2 separate regions of the Homo sapiens genome follow, and region 2 is linked to region 1. A link is a loop called in an ENCODE intact Hi-C map of the cell type or tissue named here. Cell type or tissue: Calu3. All regions are shown on one strand.

Region 1 (2,500 bases):
AGGAACAAGGTTAGGAAAAGGGGAGGGTGACAGGGACAGAGGGAGAGCCTATGCAAAGACGTGTTATCCAGTTGGCCCCTGCTGTGGCTGGCTGGTTGCTCAATCCTGTAAGATCTTCTAAGAAGCTTTATGAGATGTAGTGAGAACCACCTGTCCTGGGGATGAGTCTGTCTGTCGGCTTCCATTCCTCATGGGTTATGAGTTGCTCCACAGGATTCTGGATGTATACAGATGCTCTTCATCTTAGGAAGGGGTTACGTCCCAATAAACACGTGGTAAGTCAAAAATACTGTAAGTCAGAAACACATTTAATACCCTGATAAGCCCATCATAAAGTCAAACAATTTTAAATCCAATCATTGTAAGCCAGGACCATCTGTATACCCAAGACATACACAAGGATGTTCATAGCAGCTTTATTCAAAATAGTGAAAAACAAAACAATCCAAATGCACAGCAATAGGAAAACAGACAAATAAATTGTGGTATATTTATACAGTGGAATACTATGCAACAACAAAAAAGGATGAAGCATAATACTACACACAGCGTGAGTGAGTCTCACAGACACAGTGTTAACAGAGAGAATCCAGACACAAAAGAGCCTATCTATGCATGATTCCATTTATATGAAGTTCAAAGACATGCAGAGCTAATCTATGGTGATAGAGATAAGAATGGTGGTTACACTGAAATGGGAGGATCGCTCAAACCCGGGAGGCGGAGGCTGCAGTGAACCATGATGGAGCTGCACTCCAGCTTTGGAGACAGAGCGAGACCCTGTCTCTAAAAAAAAAAAAAAAATGATTGTTCCATTCTGTGGTGGCAAGTGGGGGCTTGACTGGAAGGGAACACAAGGGCACCTGTTGAGGTGCTGAGCACGTTCTGTATCTTGACCTGAGTGTCGGATACATCCTGGGGATACATACGTACATAAAAATTCATCAGGGTATACGCTACTTAAGCTGGGCGTAGTTTACAGTATGTAGGTTACAACATAAAAAAGAAGTGAATGAACCAAAGAATACTGGGCTCCCTGGCGTTTCCTCTTCTGCAACCCAAGGAAATAAGCCTCGGTGTGGAGAGGGCCTGTCCTCAGGGCCTGGCAGATGTAGGCGATTCTTACCACGTCTCCTTCGGTAAGCCCACCTGGCAAGTTCTCATCCACATAATCTGTGCATGCTCAACATTTGAAACCAGTGGGGACCCATTCGGACCCCAAGAGTTGGTATTAGAGATCATTTTAAAGTGAAAACTGGCCAGGCACGATGGCTTACACCTGTAATCCCAGCACTTTGGGAGGCTGAGGTGGGCGGATCACATGAGGTCAGGAGTTCGAGACCAACTTGGCCAACATGGTGAAACCCTGTTGACTCAGGATGACTCAGATTAGAGCAGGTGACTGGGGGTGACTCAGGATGGAGCAGGTGATAGAGGCTAGGAGGGGGTTGTTTACTGAAACTAGGGGCAAGGAGATGAAGAAAACGAGGAAGTTAAACTTTAAAATGAAGAGCTGAACATACTGATACATTGATTCTTTGGAGAGGATCTCAGAACTCATTGTACTTAACAATTTACAGGCTAAAACCTTTGAAGAAGAATTTATTATATCCTACAAACCTGGGAGGCAGAGGTTGCAGTGAGCCAAGATTGGGCCATCGCACTCCAGCCTGGGCAATAAGAATGAAACTCTGTCTCAAAAAAAACAAAAGTTGGCCAGGGCTGGGCGTGGTGGCTCACACCTGTAATCCCAGCACTTTGGGAGGCTAAAGCAGGTGGATCACCTGAGGTCAGAAGTACGAGACCATCGTGGCTAATATGGTGAAACCCCATCTCTACTCAAAATACGAAAAAAGAAAAAAAAAATTAGCCAAGCACGGTGGTGCACGCCTGTTATCCCAGCTGCTTAGGAAGCTGAGGCAGGAGAATTGCCTGATCCCAGAGGCAGAGGTTGCAGTGAACTGGGATTGTGCCACTGCACTCCAGCCTAGGCGACAGAGCAAGATTCTGTCTCAAAAATAAATACATAAATAAAGTTTTAGAGCAGGAATGAAAGGAAGTAAAGTACACTTGGAAGAGCTGTGTTGGCAACTGGAGAGATCCGAGTGCCTCATCTGACCCTTGACTTGGGATTAATACATTGGCATGAGATGTGAGCAGTGACTCAAAGTTGCTCAGAAAAAAATCTTCCCCCGCTATTTAGTACTGCAGCTGGCACCTGCCCTCCCCACGCACTGCAGCTGGCACCTGCCCTCCCCACACCAGTATTTGGTACTGCAGCTGGCACCTGCCCTCCCCTCTGCTATTTAGTACTGCAGCTGGCACCTGCCCTCCACACAGCAGTATTTAGTACTGCAGCTGGCACCTGCCCTCCCCACACCAGTATTTAGTACTGCAGCTGGCACCTGCCCTCCCCACACCAGTATTTAGTACTGCAGCTGGCACCTGCCCTCCCCACGTCAGTGTTCAGGATTCTTTCTCTCTGTTTTTCTTTTTTTTC
Region 2 (2,500 bases), 140 kb after region 1:
CAGGGGCTCTCAGTCCTGGGTGCTCATGACAACTCCGTGGAGAGCTTTTTAAAACTTATGGGCCACCGCCTGGCTCGGTGGCTCACGCCTGTAATCCTAGCACTTTGGGAGGCTGAGGCAGGTGGATCACCTGAGGTCAGGAGTTCGAGACCCGCCTGGCCAACATGGCAAAACCCCCGTCTCTACTAAAAATACGAAAAGTAGCCAGGTGTGGTGGCAGGCACCTGTAATCCCAGCTACTGGGGAGGCTGAGGCAGGAGAATCACTTGAACTTGGGAGGCGCAGGTTGCAGTGGAGCTGAGATCGTGCCATTTCACTCAGCCTGGGCAACAAAGCAAGACTCCGTCTCAAAAATAAAAATAAAAAATAGGCCAGCCACGGTGGCACATACCTGTAATCCCAGCACTTTGGGAGGCCGAAATGGGCGGATCACGAGGTCAGGAGTTCGAGACCAGCCTGGCCAACATAGTGAAACTACTCTATTAAAAAATGCAAAAAATTAGCCGGGTGTGGTGGCAGGCGCCTGTAATCCTAGCTACTCAGGAGGCTGAGGCAGGAGAATCACTTGAACCGCGGGAGACAGAGGTTGCAGTGAGCTGAGATTGCACCATTGCACTCCAGTCCGAGCAATAGTGCGAGATTCCATCTAGAAAATATAAATAAATAAAAATAAAAATAAATAAATAAATAAATAAACCTGGCCACGGCCTAGGGACCGTGCAACTCTTGATCACCTACAAACACCTGGAAAGCACACGTTGTGGCAAACATGGGCTTTGGTGACAGGAAGACCTGGGTCCAGATCTTGCTTGCTACCTGCTTACTAGCTGTGTGACCCTGGACAAACTGCTGAACTTCTCTGAACTTGGTTTTCTTAGCTAAAGAGAGAGAATATAAGACTTCTTATGCTTGTCAGGAGGATTCGTGTAATACCATGTCAAGTTCCAAGCACAGGGTTCTCTCTGGTGGACCAGTCGTTCTCAGCGAGGACAGTGATGACCCCTAGTGGACAGTGTGGGAAGTTCTGGGAGTGTTTCAACGAGGACAGTGATGTCCCCTAGTGGACAGTGTGGGAAGCTCTGGGGGTGTTTTCAGTTGTCACCGAGCCAAGGGCTACCGGCGCGAAGGGCCCGGCCTCCTGCAATGCGTGGGGCAGTGATGCGCCATGAGGAAATGTCACGGATCCTACGTGACAAAATAGTCTTGCGAACAATTTTAAGACAAACTGAATTTTCCGGGAATGCAACTACTGTGTAAGTTGAGAAAGTTTCATAACGTGTTTTGTTCGGCACTTTACCAACAGTTGTTCACCGACGTGGAAATCTTATCACTGGCGGCACCTGCCGCGTGTGGTATCTGAGTGGCCGTGACTCGTGCGTCCGCCCTCGTGTGTCACACAGTCACTTAGGCACAAGCATCTGACCCTTGTAACATCTTAGAGAAACGCTTCTCACGCGCCAGTGCACACAAATGCCTGCGGAACTTGTCAAAGTGCAGTCTCCTGTCCAGTTGGTCTGAGGGGGGACCTGAGAAACTCATGCTATGAGGTCCTAGTGTAGTCACGCCTAAGTGTGTGTGCAGAGAACACATTTATTATAAACTACGCTTCTCTTATCTCTCCTTTTTTTTTCTTTTTTTTGAGTCTTGCTCTGCCACCCAGGCTGGAGTGCAATGGAGTGATCTCGGTTCACTGCAACCTCTGCCTCCCAGGTTCAAGTGATTCTCCAGCCTCCCAAGTAGCTGGGATTACAGGCATGCGCCATCATGCTGGGCTAATTTTTGTATTTTTAGTAGAGACGAGGTTTCACCATGTCAGCCAGACTGGTCTCAAACGCCTGACCTCAAGTGATGTGCCCGCCTCAGCCTCCCAAAGTGCTGGGATTACAGGCGTGAGCCACGACACCCAGCCTCTTATCTCTTGTACAACACTTAGGGCATCATCTTGGGTCGAGTTCCCCAGGAAACACTCTGAGAGGGAGATTTGTGTGCCTGTGAGGGGCAGATAATACAGGATCGGGCAGAGGGAGAAGTGGAGCTGTGATATAGTCATAGCAGAGGATGCAGCTGGTCCCTCAGGGCTTAGGCCTGGGGTGGCCTTCAGAGATGTCCCAAATTGATGCCGGAGTGGAGACTCGACCGGTCACTGGATGTGTGCTTCCCCTCCCCCCAGGGACAAAAATGTGGCTCTCTTGGGCCTCAGCTGTGAGCTGTGAGCAGCCGACACTCCTGCAGCTGGAGGAAGGGTCTTGGTCCTGGATGACTGGTGTGGGTGGCAAACCCCAAATCTGCGATCAACAGTACGCTGATGTTTAAACATGGTATGTGGACAGATTACATTACCTTTGGAATTTAATTTCAGTATAGTAAGGCAAACCCCGAATCTGTGACTGACAGTAGGCTGATGTTTAAACACGGTATGTGGACAGATTATATTACCTTTGGAATTTCATTTCAGTAAAGTAAAGGTGTTGCAAAATATTTGTCCTAGAAAGGGAACACT

What was found. A loop is a pair of places that touch in the nucleus more often than their neighbours do. Peaks named below come from ENCODE experiments on the same cell type or tissue, not always from the same donor. Only the 100,000 strongest peaks of a DNase experiment are listed, where the experiment ranks them.
Region 2: it touches region 1 in a loop (2.2-fold over the local background); 2 of 110 quality-filtered maps call a loop at or near these places.

The regions. Positions count from the first base shown.
Region 1 is chr3:195,714,808-195,717,307 of GRCh38, forward strand. No RefSeq gene overlaps it. Among named protein-coding and RNA genes, the nearest start is that of MUC20, 4.9 kb to the right of the region's middle. In Calu3, no CTCF peak of the experiment used is centred here; DNase peaks (open chromatin) are centred at 1,384, 1,689 and 2,214.
Region 2 is chr3:195,850,023-195,852,522 of GRCh38, forward strand. The region is part of intron 1 of LINC01983 (long intergenic non-protein coding RNA 1983); the gene reads right to left. Among named protein-coding and RNA genes, the nearest start is that of LINC01983, 9.1 kb to the right of the region's middle. RefSeq lists an enhancer at 801-1,301. In Calu3, a CTCF peak has its summit at 1,027 (motif pointing left); a DNase peak (open chromatin) is centred at 1,029.